2 separate regions of the Homo sapiens genome follow, and region 2 is linked to region 1. A link is a contact called in ENCODE Hi-C or POLR2A ChIA-PET data. All regions are on one chromosome and are shown on one strand. Each heading gives the region's core, a stretch centred on a gene start or an enhancer-like site at or near the end of the contact. The rest is flanking DNA. Distances are from core to core; before and after follow the strand shown. Region 1 overlaps TANGO6 (transport and golgi organization 6 homolog). Region 2 overlaps TANGO6 (transport and golgi organization 6 homolog).

Evidence for each region. A loop is a pair of places that touch in the nucleus more often than their neighbours do. ChIA-PET counts read pairs that join two places held with the same protein, here RNA polymerase II (POLR2A). Pooled maps may share reads with other maps.
Region 2: a pooled map shows a loop between it and region 1 (2.1-fold over the local background). The contact joins two enhancer-like sites. A Hi-C loop is called at or near these places in 1 of 168 maps with a recorded cell type or tissue (IMR-90) and 3 of 50 pooled maps. POLR2A ChIA-PET finds 5 or more read pairs at or near these places in 5 of 52 experiments (A673, HEK293T, RWPE1 and 2 more).

The regions. Positions count from the first base shown.
Region 1 is chr16:68,900,417-68,905,436 of GRCh38, reverse strand. It overlaps TANGO6 (transport and golgi organization 6 homolog), which reads right to left. Exons shown (of 18, transcript NM_024562.2): 8 at 4,891-5,003; 9 at 2,933-3,109. Among named protein-coding and RNA genes, the nearest start is that of TANGO6, 59 kb to the right of the region's middle. Within about 2 kb of position 2,901, at least 2 of the 41 ENCODE cell types and tissues checked have a DNase peak (open chromatin) inside an H3K27ac peak, as active enhancers do.
Region 2 is chr16:69,055,671-69,060,690 of GRCh38, reverse strand. The region is part of intron 17 of TANGO6 (transport and golgi organization 6 homolog); the gene reads right to left. Among named protein-coding and RNA genes, the nearest start is that of HAS3, 47 kb to the left of the region's middle. RefSeq lists an enhancer at 2,752-2,971. Within about 2 kb of position 2,814, at least 9 of the 41 ENCODE cell types and tissues checked have a DNase peak (open chromatin) inside an H3K27ac peak, as active enhancers do.

The sequences.
Region 1 (5,020 bases), core at 1,652-4,151:
AGCCTCCTGAGTAGCTGGGATTACAGGTGCCCGCCACCACGCCTGGCTAATTTTTGTATTTTTAGTAGAGACAGGGTTTCACCATGTTGGCCAGGCTGGTCTCAAACTCCTGACCTCGTGATCCACCCACCTCAGCCTCTTCCAAAGTGCTGTGATTACAGGCGTGAGCCACTGCGCCCAGCCCCAATTTTATTTTATTTTTTTTTGAGACACAGTTCCACTCTTGTTGCCCAGACTGGAGTGCAATGGCACAATCTCGGCCCACCGCAACCTCTGCCTCCCAGGTTCAAGCAATTCTCCTGCCTCAGCCTCCCAAGTAGCTGGGAATACAGGCATGCGCCACCATGCCACCACGCCCGGCTAATTTTGTATTTTTAGTAGAGACGGGGTTTCTCCATGTTGGTCAGGCTGGTCTCAAACTCTTGACCTCAGGTGATCCGCCCGTCTCGGCCTCCCAAAATGCTGGGATTACAGGCATGAGCCACTGCGCCTGGCCTTTTTTAAGAAATGGAGTCTCGCTATGTTGCCCAGGCTGGTCTTGAACTCCTGGCCTCAAGCAATCCTCACACCTTGGCCTTCCAAAGTGCTGGGATTACCAGTATGAACCACCATACCCAGCTCAAGATACTATATTATTATACCATATTATCATATAAACAAATACAAAGGCATTGAAGATGCACTAAAAAGCAAAACACTAAAATAATGTGAACAGAAAATAAGATACTAGTTGACTTTTGTTTTCCTCTTTATGTGTTTTTTGTATTGTACAAAGAATATGTGTTATTTCAGTGACCAATGACATAAAATTTTTTCAGACTAAGTTGAGAAAAAAAAGATAGATGTTTCTTCATCTCATTGAAAAGTACAATTACTAATTTGGCAGCCCATCTCATCAGGCAGTATGTCTCAATGTGCCAGTTCACTAAGAACATGGACTTCATATTCCTCTAATAGAATGAATAACCTACATATTTAGCTTAGGATATTTCCTGTATTATCCCAGAATCTTCCAGAGTCCTTCAGATCAGTCATGTTTTCTCCACAACATTCTATGTTAAAGGAAAAGCCAAAATGGATAAACGTCCCTTCTAAGCTTCTGTGAGCCATTTTAATTGTGAAAATGAAGTACTGTATTCAAATACTCCTAAAACAACACGACGTTAGCCTGGCATGGTGGCGCGCACCTGTAGTCCCAGCTACTTGGCAGGCTGAGACAAGAGAATTGCTTGAACCCAGGAGGCAGAGGTTGCAGTGAGCCAAGATCATGCCATTGCACTCCAGTCTGAGCGACAGAGCAACACTCAGCACCAAAAAACAAAACAAAACAAAACAAAAACACATGACAATTATCTTAAGAAGCACTACTTTAGTCACGCTTTAAAATTCAACAATAAAGAGTAAATTCCAAACAATTATATTTAATTCCAGAAAAGTAAAAACTCTGGATCTAAAGATATAAAATCCAAGCTGCTCTTATAGAGTTTCTTTAAATAAACTTCTTTTTTTTTTTTTGAGACAGAGTCTCACTCTGTCACCTAGGCTGAAGTGCAGTGGCGCAATCTTGGCTTACTGCAACCTTCATCTCCTGGGTTCGAGTGACAGTCCTGCCTCAGCCTCCTGAGTAGCTGTGACTACAGGCGCCAGCCACCACAACCGGCTAATTTTTATATTTTTAGTAGAGATGGGGTTTCACCATGTTGGCCAGGCTGGTCTTGAACTCCTGACCTCAAGTGATCTACCCACCTCGGCCTCCCAAAGTGCTGGGATTACAGGTGTGAGCCACCACGCCTGGTCCTTCTTTTTTTTTTTTTTTTTTTTGAGATGGTCTCGCCCTGTTGCCCAGGCTGGAGTGCAGTGGTACGATCCCAGCTCACTGTAACTTCCACCTCCTGATTCAAGCAATTCTTTTGCCTCAGCCTCACAAGTAGCTAGGCCTACAGGCATGCACTACCATGCCTGGCTAATTTTTGTATTTTTAATAGAGATGGGGTTTCACCATGTTGGCCAGGCTGGTCTCAAACTCCTAACCTCAGGTGATCCACCCGCCTCAGCCTCCTAAAGTGCTGGGATTACAGGTGTGAGCCACCGTGCCTGGCCAAAAACATCTTCTTGATAACTGTTGCTGGGCAGAATAGCAGCTTGCGTTTGTACTGATAATTCTGTTTGCAATCTATGTGTTTTTCTATTTTCCTCAAGTCCATCAAACTGAAGGGGTGTTTTACAACTTTACCAAGTTAACCATGAATATATAATTATATTTCAACACTTCAACAAACAGCAGCACTTTGAATGTGATGTGAAATCCAAACAGGATAGCAGTCACCCATGAATGTTACATGGACTATGACCAACAGGAATTTACGTTCTGAGGTAATAACATTAGATCATCCAGAAAGTGGAAATAATTTAAAATATGCAATTGTGAGATGCTGGAGAAATAAATGATCCATTCCACTAATATTTATTAAGCACTTTCTAATCAATCCCTATGAGAAACAAATTTCCATCATAAAATTACCATAAAAGATAGCTATTAGACAATTTCCCTCAGGAATAAGTCTGACTATAAACACACACATATACCATTTTGAGAGTCAGAAAGATAATTGGATTATTATGGTGTTAAGGGTGAACATGTGTCTGCCCTTTACTCTGATTAACTGGCAAAGATGGTGGAGTAAGTGGGCTTGTTGTGATGCAGAGCTGTGAGGCTCCAGTAAATTGCACCAACTATTAGCAGGCATCTTAGGAAAAAACCTGGAGGATTATTTAAGGCTCACGTTTCATTTAGAGAATATAAATAGCAGGCACCTGAGCCACTTGAGTTTCTGGTTTCTTTTCTATCAGCGCCCCTTAGTGGTTGAATCACTGAATGGCCTTTTGGGCGGAACTAAATCTGAAGAGAACAGTAACGGATGGGTGGACTCACCTAATGGCCTCTTTGATGGTAATCATAATGCCACCTTGAGTGGCAACTCTAAACTGACACAGAGAATGGAGAGAGGGCACAGCTTTGTCCAACCCTGCAAATCCTTTCAGGCTGGCAATTGCCTTCTTCCTTTCCAGCTTCCCCAGAATCCATAATAAGATTTCTTGGCAAAGTGACCTGGCAGAAAAAGCAGTTATGAATGAGCTTGTCATCTTACTCCATGCATCTAACAAGCTAACATAAAAAAAGAAAGAAAGGCTGTCAGGTTCCACTGCATTTTAAATGCTGGCACAATCTCCTAGTACTACTGAAATGCAGGAATGGAAAGTATGCTTCTTGTGAATTTCAGAATGCAAATATCCTGAAATTCAATGAGTGACTGACTAATCCTTGGCTCTGGCAGCAACCCTGATTTGCCACATGAGCCCCACGTGATTTTTTTTTTTTTTTTTTTTGGTAATTCCAAGTGTACTACTGCCTTTGCATCAGGCACTGTCAAAGAAAGTATACACGGATAAAAATCATCTACTCTCAGCAAGACCAACAGCTGGAGACCAAGAAACAGCATACCAACAAAATATTGCTGATTCCTCAACCCCTTTCATCTGTGCCAATCAACTAGAAGAGGAACTAAATCATCGTTCACATGTTCCTTGTCAGTCTCTGATGAGAACATGACAGTGCTGTGAGGACTTGAGTTTTAAAACAAAAACAAGAGGCCAGGTGCGGTGGCTCACGCCTGTAATCCCAGCATTTTGTGAGGCTGAGGTGGGTGGATCACCTGAGGTCAGGAGTTCGAGACCAGGCTGGCCACATGGTGAAACACTGTCTCTACTAAAACTACAAAAATTAGCCGGGCATGGTGGAAGGTGCCTATAAGCCCAGCTACCCAGGAGGCTGAGGCAGGAGAATCGCCTGAACTCAGGAGGCAGAGGTTGCAGTGAGCCGAGATCGCACCACTGCACCCCAGTCTGGGCAACAGAGCGAGACTCCGTCTCAAAAAAAACAAAAACAAGAGTTATTTTGTGGACTGTCCCTTGAAACCAAGTTCACAGATGTACAGCCTCCCTCTTCCAATGCATTCTCTCTTGTCGTTGCCATTGCAGCTGTGGGATACAAGGATGTGCTGACTCAAGCTGAAGAGCCAGGGGAACTATGTAAGCTTTGAATAGTACAAAAGATGGTGTTTTCCTTCACCACTTAGCAATGGTGATAATGATAGCTACCATTTATTGAGCTTACTATTTGCCGGGGACTGTACTAAACACATTAATGCATATTTAGTCTTCACAATAACTCTGTGAAGAAGGTACTATTATTGCATATTGGATTACATGTGAGGATCTCCAAACACCAAAAATCGTAATTCTATAGGACTTGAGATAAGATAACTCTTACCTGGAGGAAGAAACAACATAAATTACTGTGAAAATAGAGCTGATACAAAATGAATCCTACTTAAATTCTACGACAAAGGAGTATTTTCTGGATGACTAAGAAATCCCTTCTATCTAAACAACACACTGCATCACCAACACCAAATCCTAGGCTAAATTACAAAGTGCCACATTCAGATCTAGATTTCCCAAATGTGTTTTCTAACTCCCCACAAGGTCATTATGATCCATCCCCTATTTCCTTCTTCCTAGACATGTAATTGCAGTATTTCTCACTGATCGAAAAGTGGCATGTTTACACATGTAAACAGAGATTTTGTCTTTGAGATTTAGGACAGAGGCTGAGGAAAGTCATTCTAAAAACTGTATCCAATGCCCTGTGATCTGCAAAATTCTTGTTCTCTTCTAGATGAGCAAAATAGGAAGATCCCAGTGTTTTCCTGACTTTGAAAGGAAATGATAATTTCAAAGTGGCAAATATAAATTCAAAATAAGAACAAAAACAACATGCAAAAAAGACGTCACAATTTATAAACAAATAAGGGTCCCTTGATTGTTTACCTTATGTGAGACACACTCTGCTTAGTAAAACAGTAGAGAAGAAAAAGCACTCCCAGGACTGGAAGCAGGGAATCCATCAAAACTGTTAAAGGTTCATTCCCAACCACGTACACCTAGAAAAAAGGAAATG
Region 2 (5,020 bases), core at 1,565-4,064, 160 kb before region 1:
AAGATCTAAAAAGTCATTTATTGCAAAGGTGGGTACGAAGGAATTTAAGAGCAATGTTCCATGCCTCTTTTTTTTTTCTTTTTCTTTTTTTTTTTAAGAGACAGAGTCTTCTCTGTTGCCTGGGGTGGAGTGCAGTGGCACAATGATAATTCACCGTAGCCTTCAACTCCCGGGCTCATGTGATCTTCTTGCCTCAGTTTCCAAAGTAGCTGGGACTACAGGCATGCACCACTATACTAAGCTACATTTTTTATTTTAGTAGAGATGAGGCCTCGCTATGTTGCCCAGGCTGGCCAGGCCTCTTACAGAAATGATTTCATTCACTCATAAACAGGGCAAAGTGCTAGCTTTTGGGAATATAAAAGTGAATGGAGGCTGGGGGCAGTGGCTCACACCTGTAGTCCTAGAACTCTGGGAGGCTGAGATGGGCGGATCACTTGAGCCCAGGAGTTCAAGAGCAACCTGGGCAACATGGTGAAACCTCATCTCTATTACACTTTAATTAAACTTAAAGAAAAAAAAGCCTTTTCATAAAAAGTATAACATGTAGCGGAGTCCTACAGGATTAATACAAACTCATCAGATGGATAGCTGGGGGAAGGAAGGCATTCGAGGCATAAGAAACAGTATGGACCAAGATGTGACCAAGATGTGGAGGCAGGAATCAGGATGGCAGATTATTCTGGGGCTGCCATGAGCTTCTCAGGGCATAAGAAGGCAAGCATGGGACAGAAAGTCATAGAAGGCAGGTGGGTCCAGATTACAAAGGGCCTTGTATGTCATGCAAAGGAGTCTGACCTTCATCTGATAGACCACAAGAAACCACTGAAAAATTATTAGTCGGGACCAGACTTAGCAGATTTGCATCTCAGGAAGATCTCTCTGGCTATAGTTCCCTTACCATCCCTGGGTAACTAAGTACCTGTTGACCCAGGAGAATTAAAGAGTAGAAAAGTGGCCAGGCCAACATGGTGAAACCTCGTCTCTACTAAAAATACAAAAATTAGCTGGGTGTGGTGGTTGTGCACCTGTAGTCCCAGCTACTCGGGAGGCTGAGGCAGGAGAATCATTTGAACCCGGGAGGCAGAGGTTGCAGTGAGCAGAGATTATGCCATTACACTCCAGCCTGGTGACAGAGCAAGACTCCGTCTCAAAAGAAAAGAGAAAAAAAGAAAAAAGAAAAGTGGCCAGGCGCGGTGGCTCACGCCTTTAATCCCAGAACTTTGGGAGGCTGAGGCGGGCGGAACACCTAAGGTCAGGAGTTCGAGACCAGCCTGGCCAACATGGTGAAACCCCCTCTCTACTAAAAATGCAAAAATTTCTGGGCATGGTGGCTCACGCCTGTAGTCCCAGCAGTTTGGGAGGCCAAGGCAGGTGGATCACTTGAGGTCAGGAGTTCGAGACCAGCCTGGCCAATATGGTGAGACCCCCATCTCTACTAAAAATACAAAAAATTAGCCAGGCGTGGTGGCGTACACTTCCCAGATAATTGGGAGGCTGAGGTGGGATAATTGCTTGAACCCGGGAGGCAGAGGTTGTAGTGAGCCATGATAGCGCCAATGCACTCCAGCCTGGGCAACAGAGCAAGACTCCGTCTCAAAAAAAAAAAAAAGAAATTAGCTGGGCATGGTAATGGGTGCCTGTAATCCCAGCTACTTAGGAGGCTGAGGAAGGAGAATCACTTAGACCTGGGAGGCAGAGGTTGCAGTGAGCCGAGATCGCAGCATTGTATTCCAGCCTGGGTGACAAGAGCAAAACTATGTCTCAAAAAAAAAAAAAAAGAGTAGAAAAGTCCAGTGGTTAAAGACCATTCTGGCTAACACGGTGAAACCCTATCTCTACTAAAAATACAAAAAAATTAGCCAGGTGTGGTGGCGGGCGCCTGTAGTCCCAGCTACTCGAGAGGCTAAGGCAGGAGAATGGTGTGAACACGGGAAGCAGAGCTTGCAGTGAGCCGAGATTGCGCCACTGCACTCCAGCCTGGGTGACAGAGCGAGACTCCGTCTCAAAAAAAAGAGAAAAGTCCAATGGTTAAGGAAGCAGAAGTCTCAGGAACCCAGGTTTGTCCTAATACACTTGTAATACTTCACCTCTTCCTCAAGTATGATCTCAAGCCAGTTCTAATTAGTTCCTTCAGAACAGCCAAGCTGGCAATAAGATAGCCTGGGTTTGCATTCAGTTCTCCTGCTTACTGGCTGTGTGGCATCCGAATGTAAACCTTCTGGACCTGAATTTTCTTATCTGTAAATAGAGTTAATAAGCATATGTCTCTCACAAGGTTGTTAGGGGGACTCAGTGAGATAATAATGTAAAGAATTTAGCACTCTGCCTGGCATACAATAAACCCTTAAACAGGATTAGTTATATTACTATTAAGTATCAAACCTTGGAGGACATGGAATTTATTTGGCGCAGATTTGCTATGAGCAAACAATCCATGGGGTGATGAGCAATGAGCTGGAACAAACCCCAGAGCATCAATCCAGGCTGTCATTTCGCGTCACCCCAAGGAGGGTACACTTAGTCAGAACTCCTCCCTTTCAGAGGATGGAGCAAAGATAAATGGGTTTTGCAACCTGTAGGCCCATCTGATTATCAGAATAATCACTCTCTGGGAAGAAATAATCCCCGAATCAGGTTGTAGACAAGGAGGAAAAGTCCCAGGACTGACTCCCCAGCTTGGCAGCCCTGAAGGTGTCTGGTCTCTTTCAGTTTTTCTCTACCCCATGCTTTTTTCAGTTCTGTGTACATTGTGGGAAGTTGCTGAATCGCGTAGTCTGTGGTTGGACTGTGCTTTTGGCAAGAGGTAGGGGAGCATGAGGAAGGGTAAAGAAAGAAGCCAAGGTTGTTTCCTGCTTTTGCTCTCTTACAGAGCTCCTGTTGGCAGGTCCCGGGAGGTCAGGAAACCCGGGTGCCTGAACACTTTCCCATCACTGTCTCATCATTCTCCTGGGCTAGCAGTAAATACGCCAAAGGGATGTGGTCTGGCCTCTTTTCCTTTTGGATTTCATGGTTTCTGGGATTGGAAGCAGCCTTCTGTTGGCCATGATCTGTGTAGGGAATGCCCAGGTGACTCAGAATTGGAGTTCTTCAGGTGACAGGGACATAGAAAATGGTGTGTGAGCTCTGGAGCTGCACTGCCTGGGTTCATCTATTGGCCTGCCATTTAATAGTTGTTGAACAAGTTACTTAGCTTCTTCGTCTTAGTCTCCTCATGTTTAAAATAGGGATAGCAGAATTCTGTGAGCCTATTTGGCTTAGGAAGCTGGCCGTAAATAAAAGAAAAAAGAGTGATAGTAATCATACTGAAATGGGGTTACTATAAGGATCTGGTGAATTAATTAATGTAAAGCACACAGATATAAGTGCTGTCATGTAGTAAATGCCTAAATAAAAGTGTTTTGTGTAGTTTTAATTTATACTCTATTTTTCAGAAACACAACTACCATATAAACTGAGAGAGTATTTTTATTTCTTTGGGATTTTACAAAGAGCAATTTACCATTTTTGAAAATCAGGCCATTCACGGGAACTTGTAGTTCCAGCTAATCGGGAGGCTGAGGCAGGAGAATGACGTGAACCTGGGACGTGAACCCATGAGCTTGCAGTGAGCCAGATCATGCCTCTGCACTCCAGCCTGGGCAACAGAGCAAGACTCCATCTCAAAAAAAAAAAAAAAAAAAAAAAAAAAAAGAAAATCAGGCCATTCAAGGCTGGGCTTGGTGGCTCATGCCTGTAATCCCAGCACTTTGGGAGGCCTGGGCAGGCGGATCAAGAGGTCAGGAGATCGAGACCATCCTGGCTAACACGGTGAAACCCCGTCTCTACAAAAAATACAAAAAAATTAGTTGGGCGTGGTGGCAGGCGCCTGTAACCCCAGATACTCGGGGTTACTGTAACTGGTAACTTGCATTGCTAATGAGTGCTAATTCTTCCTGGCATTAACTTTGGAAAATTATAAACTATTGTCTCTTCATGAGCTTTAGTTACCTAATTCATAAAATAAGACGGTTGCATTATTTCCCAAAGTATCTTTCAAGGAACTTGGCCTGCTTATGATGAAAAAAGGGTTCTTGGTAAATGAATTTAGGAAATTGTGGGTTTTTTTTTTTTTGCTGCAGGACTTCGCAGACTTCTTAATAGGCTAACATGTACTGAGTCTCCAAGAGGAGAATGTCTAGTTGTATACAGCATTTTCTAAGCTTATTTGACCAGGAAGACCTTATTTCAAAGGAGCAGCTCATGAAGTTAGTGTGCCAGGGACATTTCTGTGAAATATAAATTAAATATTCTAAATCCTCTTCCACTTCTAACATCCTAAAATTCTGTGACATTAAATGTTTAAATGAGAAACTTTTGGCCATTTTAAATAACAATCAGAAGAGTAAAGCAAAAGCTAGCCTACAGAAAATAAAATATTGTAAATCTGATGCAGAAGAGGAAAACAAACCAAATTCTAACACATGTAGATCTATGTAAATGATTTTGCAGAAGAGGCAGAAAGGGAATAGTTTTAAATGTTAGAGTTTCTACACTGTCCCTTATGTCATCACTAGCAAAGGTTGAACATTTATAACTTAGCAATCCCAGCAAGGTACTGAGTCCTCATCTTTTCAGCTTTAATTTTCTTTTTTCTTTTTCTTTTTTTTTTGAGATGGAGTCTTGCTCTTGTTGCCCAGGGTGGAGTGCAATGGCATGATCTCGGCTCACTGCAACCTCCGCCTCCTGGGTTCAAGCAATTCTCCTGCCTCAGCCTCCCAAGTAGCTGGGATTACAGACGCCCACCACCACTCCCGGCTAATTTTTTGGTATTTTCAGTAGAGAAAGGGCTTCACTATGTTGGCCAGGCTGGTTTCAAACTCCTGACCTCAGGCAATCCACCTGCCTCGGCCTCTCAAAGTGCTGGGATTACAGGCGTGACACGCCAGCACGCCTGGCTCAGCTTTACTTTTCAAGCCCATCACTAACATCACGTGGATTTGGCCAAGTTACTGTTGAGGAAATCTATGGGATTATTCCC